Regions from separate parts of the Homo sapiens genome. Here region 2 is linked to region 1. The links are chromatin loops, found by intact Hi-C in ENCODE. Cell type or tissue: heart right ventricle. All regions are shown on one strand.

What was found. A loop is a pair of places that touch in the nucleus more often than their neighbours do. Peaks named below come from ENCODE experiments on the same cell type or tissue, not always from the same donor. Only the 100,000 strongest peaks of a DNase experiment are listed, where the experiment ranks them.
Region 2: a loop joins it to region 1, with 1.9 times the contacts of the local background. A loop is called at or near these places in 2 of 110 quality-filtered maps.

Annotation. Positions count from the first base shown.
Region 1 is chr2:120,865,245-120,870,244 of GRCh38, reverse strand. All of the region lies in intron 2 of GLI2 (GLI family zinc finger 2), which reads right to left. LOC124907880 (a long non-coding RNA gene) reads left to right here and starts at 2,843. Exons shown (of 2, transcript XR_007087220.1): 1 at 2,843-3,135; 2 at 3,454-3,865. In heart right ventricle, no CTCF peak of the experiment used is centred here; DNase peaks (open chromatin) are centred at 2,384 and 2,774; H3K4me3 peaks cover 1,667 bases; H3K27ac peaks cover 2,447 bases; H3K27me3 peaks cover 2,010 bases.
Region 2 is chr2:120,769,017-120,774,016 of GRCh38, reverse strand. The region is part of intron 1 of GLI2 (GLI family zinc finger 2); the gene reads right to left. Among named protein-coding and RNA genes, the nearest start is that of GLI2, 36 kb to the right of the region's middle. RefSeq lists enhancers at 1-434, 4,949-5,000. In heart right ventricle, no CTCF peak of the experiment used is centred here; a DNase peak (open chromatin) is centred at 2,314; H3K27ac peaks cover 1,717 bases.

The sequences.
Region 1 (5,000 bases):
TCACCTCAGCCCATGATGAACACTCATGGTCTGACAGCTCAGCGTACAGGAGGAAAGAAAAGTTCTGTCCTGGGCTGGGTGTGGCAGGCCAGGTGTCTGGACGAAGGGGCAAGGGGGTGAGGGAGCACGGGTGAGACCTGGGCATGGCCTTGATAGCTTTGCACTTCAATCCTCTTATACTTTTGAAAAACTTTGCTTTAAAAGCCATTACTGTATATTAGCCCAACATATTTATACATGTTAGAAATTGGAAAACTTTCCAAAACTGTCTAGAAAGAGAAACAGAACACTAAACCTACTGGTGAGAGCTCTGCAGCACCCTGCAGAGCCCTCTGGACAGTCCCCCTGAAGAACTCCCTGGACTGAAGGTCCCCCTGCAGGGCCCCCTGCAGCCTGGAGCTCAGGAGGGGGTGTCCTTTGACCTTGGGGAACGGGTTTGCTTGCATTTCCTTCCTTCCTTAGTACCCTGAGCCACTCTACTCCTCTGTCTTCAGAATACAAATACAGAGATTTGATTTCATTGGTGCTTTATGCCTTTGGTATTGCCAAATTGTTCTCTCTCTGGCTTCCAGCATCTCACTTCTGGAAACCTTTCTGTAGTTTAAGCGACACTGCCTGGTGATTGATGACTATTTTGCAACTGCTATCAGTTTACTATTTTAACCAATCTATCATAAATCAGGAAGAGGAATGCTGGACCCAAGTGGAGAGTGTAGCTTTTGCTCATTACCTAGGAGGATTATGGCCATTTCATAAAATCCATTATCTAGGGAAAGGATCCTATTGGTGAGGGCCAGCAAAATTCATTTCATGCTTCAAAAGTTTGTGATGGGGCTAGCTAGGGGAAAAAAACTAAATTGTTTGGAAGGTGGGGATCATGATTTGTTTAAAACTCAAGAACAGCCAAGACTGAGCTGTGCCCATTATACCAAGTGGCACTTTGTGTTCAAATGCAAAGGCACTGTTGCCCCCAGGGCCCAGCCCCCTGACCACAGCCCTCCCAGGTCTCACAAACATAGGACTGGCTAGGGAAGTGTGCCCCAGGTTGCTTCTCTCCCCTCCCTGTCCCCACTGGGGCCAGGCCACTCTCAGGAATTCCAGGCCCAGAAATGGTCTCCTCTGTGACCTCCCTGCCAAAAAAGCATTGGTACAAAAACAGGCACATAGACCAATGGAACAGAATAGAGAACTCTTGGCCCAGTCCTGTCTCCAGAAAGCAGCTAGAGCCATGTCCCCACACAACCACCTGGTCATGTCCTTCCCAGTGCACTGAGAGGATCCCAAATCTCATGACCTCCAATACGATGTGCCCGCCCCTGCACCTTGCTTCCTGCAAGGTCCAAGGGCAATGACCTTTCCCCTCTTCCTTGAGCTCCTCTTTCCCTCTCAGAAGATGCCACACGTTCTCCTTGCCTTGGCCTGGAAAGTCTCCCCACAAAATGCACAGAAGGGTCTTTCCAGGACACTGCTGCTGCATCCCTACCTGTTACCTGAGGGTTCCAGTCACCCGCCCCCTCTTCCCTCGACCATTTCTCTTCTAGCAAGTCACACTCTGACATGATTTGAGGTCACAATCACCATTTCCCAAAAGGCAGCTCCCAGGAAGGTCTCACCTCCTTACCTAACTTTGTTTCTGAATGGCAAAGGGAAAATGCAAGTGTCCCCAGGAGGGAGGGGGCCAGCTGCCCCTGCCTGTTCCTTCCCTGCAAGGCCTTAGGGGCAGCATCACCTCCCACTGGAAAAAGTCCTCCCACTTTTAGGACCTCTGGGGCCCAGAAGGCAGGGCTGGGTAAAGCCCTTTAGAAAGTCAAAAGAAGAAAGATTCGATAGATGTTGCAAAGAAAAAAGACGATGAAATAAAGTGTCTTCTAGATTTTGCCAAGCCTCCAGAACATTCCTGTTCGATATGATTTTGTTTCCTTCTCTCCTATACTTAACTTTCCCCAAATTCATTCCTCACGCGAAAACAGCATGGTCCCCCGGGAAGCTGTTTTAACACACACATGTTTTTCTAAGTAACCGTGAGCTGGGACTCGCAGACAATAAAGCTTCTTGTCTGGAGTCCTCCTTGCAGCTCAAACCGCGGGGAATTGAAGTGGCGAAGACTGAGCTCTCAGAAGCTCGGCTTTGCCGGATCTCAGAAGAAACTCTCAGTTCAGAGTTCTCACTGGTACCCCGAGAGTTCGAAGGGCTCGGAGTACATCCGTTGCGGGAGGCTGGGGGGGCAGGAAAGAACGCCTACGGCTGACAGTGTGAATCTTCCAGAGCCCCCAGTCCCTGGCACGCTCGCCTGGGTCCACGCAGGAGCCGCCTCACTTTCTTGCTCCATTTTCTCGGCAGTGCCTCCATGCCTCCCCACATTCCCTCTCTCTCCTCCCCTCCAGCTGTGTCCACCCAGTTCCTTCCTTTCCTCCCCCATCCTCCCTCCCTCCTTCCCTCCAGCTCCCCCCGCCTGAGGCCCAGCACAGCCTCCCTGCCTTGGCGCCTACTTATGCTTGCTGGCTTCAAACTTGGAGCGCAGCAGACAAGGGGAAGGGACGTGGGAGAAGGGCGCTGCAGGCCAGGCCTTCACACACAAGAGCGGCCTCATCAGCACTCCTTTCCAGGGAGCGTCTCCGGAAAAGCTGCCGTCCTCCTTCAACTTACCCAGCGTGCGGGGAGGGCGGAGGGACGCAGCACCCAGAGGGGCGGCGGTGCGGGGAGGGCACTGCCCAGCGGCGGCACTGCCCAGCGGCAGGAGAGGCGGTGGACCGCCGGGCTGGAGCGCAGGGAACATCAAGTGGCCGCCGAGGGAGGCGGGGCTGCATGAATCATTTATAACCGGCGGCGGCCAGGGTTTAGGAGCGCTCGCTGGCTGGCTGGCTAACGGAAAGGCTGGCTGGACTCGGGGATCCAGCCACACTGCTGGCGGGCAGCATGCTGTCCACCCTGCGGGTGCCTTTCTCAGACTAGGGCCCGCATGAATTCCGCCTCCCGGGAGAAGCTGACGTCGGCATGCCTTCCAGGGGCAGCGGCTGCCCTCCAGGGTCTGGAACTTGGGGGTCATGCTGCCTCCAACTCCTGACTCTGTGGCCCCAAGAGGAAGAGGAAGCTGGGTGGGATCTTAGGGGCCATGTGGACTAGGCAGCCCACTGGGTAAGAAGGGGAAATTGAGGCCCGGGAAGGGAGGGAGACTTGTCCAAGGCGCACAAGGCTGTGAAAGACATGACTGGCCCCCAGGCCACTGTGCACCTTCTGAGCCGGCTCCCTGCAGTTCCCTGAGGGCACTGAGAGCTGCAGAGCCTGGAAGTGGAGTCCCTGCGGGCAGTGCAGGTGAAGGTGGCTCCTCACACACAGGGGTCATGGGGGGATCTGAACCCACATCCCCAGCCAGCCTGAAATGTCACTCATCGAGTTTCAGTCTTTCGAATCAAGCTGTGGAAAATCACACCCACCCTCTTTTCCCTTCCGCAGGGAGTGGGCACGTGAAAAGTACTTTGGGACACGGAGTTCCAATCAAACAGAAGACTGGAACCTCAGCACCTCCAAAGCTCACGGACCCGCTGGTGAGGGCTGCCCGGACTGCTGATTCCACTCAGCCACTCACCACCCGCCCTGTCTGCCAGGTGCCATGTGCAAGGATGCTGCATTTTCTGCTAATGGGGGTGGGGGATGGCAGGAGACATAATGGGGTGGGGAGGGGTCATTGCTATTGTCGTCATCACTCTTTGTCACCCCAATGGCATTCTATACCTTCTTTTGCATCTGATCTCAAGGCATCAAGAATATGAAAAACAGCTCTTCTGTCCCCAAAAGGGAGATCTTACCTTAAGCAATGGGATTACCATTAAGTACAAGACATTTGACATTAAACCATTAAGCACAAGACATTTGACATTAATCCCAGGACAGGATGGGAGGAAGGGCCCTGACCAGGAGGGGGGCACTCCAGAGTCGGCCACCCGCTGCCCTTGCCCTGACCTGTCCCGTAGCTCTCCTCGTCACAGGCTCAGACTCCACGTCCCTACCCGAGACCCTCTGACTGTGGCCAAGCTCCAGCCCTACCCTATCCCCAACACCCTCTGCTACATTCCTGCAGAAGCACAGGCTGAGGCCTCTAGAGTAAGACATGTTTCTTATGCAGGAGGCGGGGGGCTATGGGACCCCATCTTAAGCCAAGAAATCAGCTCAGGCCTGCATGGGCCTTCCTCGAATCTTGAAGGAACTGTGGACATCTTTCAGCATGGGGAGCAAGAGTGAGTCCCATAAACACCAACTGCATCCCCACTCTGAGTCTGGGCAGTGCTGGCCCCAGGCACAGGGTGTTGGGCTGGAAATGGCCTGCTCTTCCCTCTCTTGAACAGGGGGGGTGCCAGGTCCAGAGAGAGAGCCTGGCCTGCCTGGGGTACCCGGAGTGGGACGCATGGCAAAGCCTTGAATGCAGAGGGGCTGCATGAGCAGGCGTTGGCTGGCACTATCTGAGCACCGCATATACCCTCCCCACGGCATACAGCAGCCCTTGAGATGAGTCAGGTGGCTTCCTGGGATGGCAGGGATGGGGAGAAGATGGTCAAACCAGACGCTGCTTCAGCGACACTTCTATAGGGCCATGGGGTTGCAAAGGGATCAGAGGTTTGTCCCGGTCACTTACACAAAAAGCTCAACCCCAACGCTCCCGGGTCAGCAAAACTGAAAAGCAGAACCCCTTCTTGGGTGGTACTGCCTCCAAGGGCACCGCAAAGGCCACAGAAAGAAAACAAGGGAAGGGAACCAAACTTTTCCTCAGCCTCGGGGGAGAACTAGACCATGCTGGAGGCTGGTGGAATGGAGCCTCCAACTCTTTCCTGATGGGACCCTTGCCAGAAGGACCCCGTCCCTCCTAGTGGCGAGGACAGAACTCCTTAAGTTCAGAATCCTGATCCTTCTGACAGTAGTCGGGTGGCAACTGTGTTACATGGGGGGCAGGGCATCTATGCAGACAGCAGGACCTGGCCCAGCTACTGTTTGCATGCAGTGAGCTC
Region 2 (5,000 bases), 96 kb after region 1:
AGGGAGGGAAGAAAGGGGGGAGGAAGCCAGAGAGGGAAGGAGAGAGGGAAGGAGGGAGGGAAGGAGGGAGGGAGGGAGGGAGGGAAGGAAGGAAGGAAGGAAGGAAGGAAGGAGGGAGGCAGGGAGGGAGGGAAGGGAGGTAGGTAGGTGAGGTCCCCCTGGCCAGGAGGCACAACCCAGCAAGCTCCTAATGAGCCTCCAACACCGCTGAAGCACATCTCCCCCTCCATGAAGCGGCCTGGCTGAGCTCATTATCCTGCCCCACTTTGAGCCCCAAGGCCGTGCTGCCTGCCACCTGCCACCTGCGACTATGCACATGCAGTTCTGCTGGCCCAATCACTTCCCTCACCCCACAGCCAACTGGGGGCTACCTGAGGGCAGATACTGTGCCGCTACTGTACCCAAGCACGCAACAGACGCGCAGGGCCTATCATCCCTCTTCAGCACCAACCAATGCCCAGCCTGGCACAGCTGGCAGCCGCAGACAGCATCAGGGGCCGGCATGGCATCTGAAAGCAGGGACAAGGCCAACATCAGCACGTCAGGCTGCAGTGCCTGAATGAGGAGCCCCCAACGGCTTTCCCATCCCTGCCTGGGCTGTCACCGCGGGTGACAGGATGCCACACATAATGTGTGGGATTCTTCCCCCTCACACTGCAGGGCTTGGCTTTCCTCTCAGAAAAGCAGAGTCTCAGAATGCCACTCACCATCAGGCACACCGATATCCTACCCGGGCCCGGATGCTACAGGCCTACGCTCTAAGACTGGCTCTTTCTCCCCTTTTCCCCCAAAAGACTTATTCAGAGCTTAACAAAGTTCTCACTCTGACCCACTTGTTACACTTCGAGCAGTCTACTCCACAGGGACCTCAAAAGAGCTGTCACCACAAAGTTGTTTGTCACAGGAAAGCACATACTGTCAAAATAGTGAAAACAACTGCAAATGGCCAAAAATAAGGGGCTGGTTAAGTAATCACGGCATGTCCACACAATGGGATATCAGACATTGAGAGCAATATTTACACATTGATATAATAACATGGGAAGGGTTTATGCTAAAATATCAAGGAGAGGGGAGGGAAGGCTCCTCAGAGGAAGGAGACCTTGCGGGGTACCCAAGAATTTGAAACCCAGATGCAAAGTTGCAAATGCAGGAGGCTGTCCTAACGGTGGCTGCATGCTGGAGAAGAGGCCCCAGAAGGAAATGTGCCTCTTACCAGCATTGCTGCTGAAGAATGCCACGGTCAATGGCTTCTTTCTTCTTCATCTATGTTTTCCTGAACTTCTACATTATTACCTTGAGCACAAATTGTTTATAATTATTAGGAATATACTCTTAAAACATTTGTCCACAGCAGAAGATATTCATTCCGCCTTCTCCAACAAGGGCCAAGGGTCAGGCAGGCAGACCTGGGAACCTCTGGGCCTATGGCCAGGCCCGAAGGGCTCAGCAGGCCTCCTTCCTATCACTCAGCCAGGAGTGGGCAGCCGGGGTGCTCCTGGGGACTCAGAGTTAAAACATTCCCTCTGCCATTGATGATGCTGGTGTGCTCCCTGGCTGCGAGGCTCCACACTAGCCCATATAGAAAGCAAAACAAGTGTGCTCTATGACCTCTGGAGGCTTGCTGAGTGGAAACAAACAAACAAAACACAAGACCAATAGTGACTTGCAGAACAGGGTGCTGAGTCTTGGGGAGCTGGAGATGGGGAGGGAAGGCTCCTCAGAGAAAGGAGACCTTGCGGGTTACCCAAGAATTTGAATGGCATCCAGTCTTGAGGTTCACACAGGACCAGCACTGTCTACCCTCTCCTGGTCCAAGGCAGGCATTGCTAATCAATCACAGTGCTTCTCCCAGCAGCCCCTGGGGTCCTTCTCACTCAGGGCACCAGGCAATCTCTATCAATCAAACTGCCCTAGCACAGAGACAAAACCCAGCCTCCATCACCCTGCATCCCCCTCCATCTGTGTGCGTTAGGCAATGGGAGTTTAAGTCAGGGAGTAGCATGACCTCATAGCATTTGACAGGGGTCACTCCGAAAACAAGGATGGCCTGACAGCAGGGAGGCCAGTCAGGAGAGAGTTATACAAATCCAAGCACTGGAGGCATAAAATACGACTGTGCAGTCTGCAAGCACCGTGGGCGTTGGCCATGGAGGAAGTGGGGAGGGCCACACCACCTACTTGGTTGCTGGCTTCCACTCCCCTTCTAACTTTGAGGAGTCCTGGTCCAGCAAGCCCAGTGGCCCCTCTGGAAGGCAGAAGACTCAGTGCTTGGCTGAGCATCTGAATGCTGCTAGTCACAGACCCTGTGGCCACAAGGTCTGCATCAGACAGCCTAAGGCTGGGACAGGCAGAAGGCCCCCTAAGACAGCTCTGGGCTCCAGCCCAATGACTCACAGCCTCCCGACTGGAAGGGCAGTCAGAGCCGCACTAAGTCACACTACTCTCCCAGAGCACTGGCTTTCAACAGAAACATCTTCTGTCTTCACAGAAGATGGCAAAAGTCTTTGAGAAGGAAGGCCTTTGATCGACCCCTTAGAATCAAGAACTCTAAGTTGAAAGGAAGGACGCTTGGAAAACAGCCAGCCTCACCAGTCATTTTACAGATGCGGAGGCCAAGCCTCAGAAACCTGAAGCCATTTGCCCGAGGTCACAGAGCTGGTGAGGAGCAAGGCAAGTGTCCGCCCCAATCGCACAGCATAGCTCTCATTCCTTGGGCCCAGAAGAGTGCTGAACCCAAGCGGCACGTGCTGGACACCTGCCAATGGGCTGAGCGACACAGGGAAGGGTCCTGCCTGAGCTGCTGCCACCACTCTCTGTGCCGGCCCGCCTCCTCATGCAGAGCACAGTGAAGAGGGCTGAGATCCTGCAAAGCCAGGACACAGGCAGAGCCCACCAACGTACCCCAGGGTGGTATCCATGGCTGCCTTTCAGGTTCACTCTGGCAGGCTTTCCAAAAGTCTCTGATTCGCTGCCACAGAGCCACAGGCAGCCAGACAAAATGCAGATTCCTGGTGAGTCTGGGCCTGGGCAAGTGGGGCAAAAATGGATGTCATAACTAGGCTCTGAGCTCAAAGAGTTAACTCAGGCTCGGCAGGTGGGAGTCTAAGGGCGTGGACGGTGTGGTGGGCATGCAGAGGAGGCCCCTTCCACCAGGTCCCAGCAGCCTGGAGGGTAGGTGGTCAGCACTGATGGCTGAGCCCAAACATAATCATTATAGTTTGAGAACACCCAACAGGCACCTGGCCCGCTGCTGAGCACTTTCCATTGGTGACCATCCCTGAGCTGCACAACGCTCTGTGCTACCAGCTTAATTCACAATGAGGAAATTGAGGGTCCCTGAGGTTCACTGCCTTGCCCAAGACCTCAGAGCACGAGAGAGGCAAGCCAGAAACTGCACCCATGTCCCACCTCACATCATTCCTGGCTGTCAGGAAGCAGGCAGCGTGTGGCTGTCGTCCAGCAATGGCAGCCCAAATCCCAAATACAGAGCACCTTCCCTGGTGTCATCCAGTGATCAGCAACAGCTCCTGGGTCCCCTGATGCCTGCATCAGGCACCAAGATGAGACACACACACAAAACACTGCTCCCACCCTCAGTGCACTCCTGGTCCAACTGGGAAGACAGACAGCTAAACCCCTATGGGTCCTGAAGCTGGGCCCCGTGCTCGGGGACCCACCACAGGGCATGGAAGGGTAGGAGATGGGGGCAGATGAGGCATTCCAGCAAGAGACAGCCAGGCAAGGCCTGGACAGGAGGAGGCTGGGGGTGGGGGATGGAAAGGCAGCCATCAGGGAGAACAGTGGATGTGTTTGTGTTTGGAGCTGGGTGCTGGGAACATGGAAGCCTCATATGGGGCCACCGAGGTGTTCAATTCTAGGAGCCGCCAAGCTATATTCTTTGTGATTTGGATCCCTGAATACAACCCGAAAACAGTGATTATCACTAGGGGCTGGGGCCAGGAGAACTGAGCACCAGGCTTCCTCTCAGTCAGCATGACCCAGGCAGCTCCCTCCTTCTGCAGGGCCAAAATGAGGGGACAGGAGGCAGCAGGCACCTACTTGTCAGCCAGGACCCATCCAGTCATGCTGCCTTCTAGAGGCTGTGCCCACACATGCACATGCACACACACACACAGTGTTTGTGCACCCAAACTTCCACACACTTAAAGCCCATGCACAAGCAGACACACATTCCCAACACACTCCCAAACAGGCAGAGACGCACACTCCCAAACACATGCACACTCAGAAATGCACTCACATACAGACGCAAGCAAATGCACACAGAAGCAGTCACAGACACACCCCTACATTCACAAATGTGCCCAAACACACACACGCTCTCACACAGCCGCACAGCACATGTGTACATGCATGCACGCACATGCATGAGCACTGCAGGGGCAAGACTCTGAGCTTGCCTTCTGTAAGTTATTTCCTAGAAGGACCTAGTGTTAAACCCTCATTGTCACCTAGGGTGAGCATGGACAACTCCCCAGTAGCTGGGAGCGCTGGGCCAGGTCTCTAGGGCCTGGAGGGGTCCTTCTACAGAGACAACTTCCAGGAGAGAAGGAACTAAATGCACAGGGCACTGAGGTTCAGGGGATGCCCCCAGGCCCCGGCACCCATGGAGCCCCGGAATCCCCCATCCTGCAGCAGAAAGGGCTCACTGGACTGGGACAGTACTTGCTGCCCAACACTGGCCATGGGCTCACCAAAAAGTTAGGGGCCTGTGCGCTTTAGCCCTCTCCTGATTTTCCTCCATTCCTCCCATCTACAGCTTTGTCCTTTCATTCAGTCAACACTGGCGGCGGGAGCTAGTGCCAGACCACCAGGCTGGGCACCAAGTGGGGGCTCCAGAGAGAGTGGATTCTGGAGGTGAGCGGTGCTCTTTGGGAGGAAGGAGCTACTTCCTGTCAGAGATGCTCTTGCTGTTGGATCGTTTTCAAATGAGGACCCTTGTCAAGTCTTCATCACTGAGAAGCCACAGGAATAGG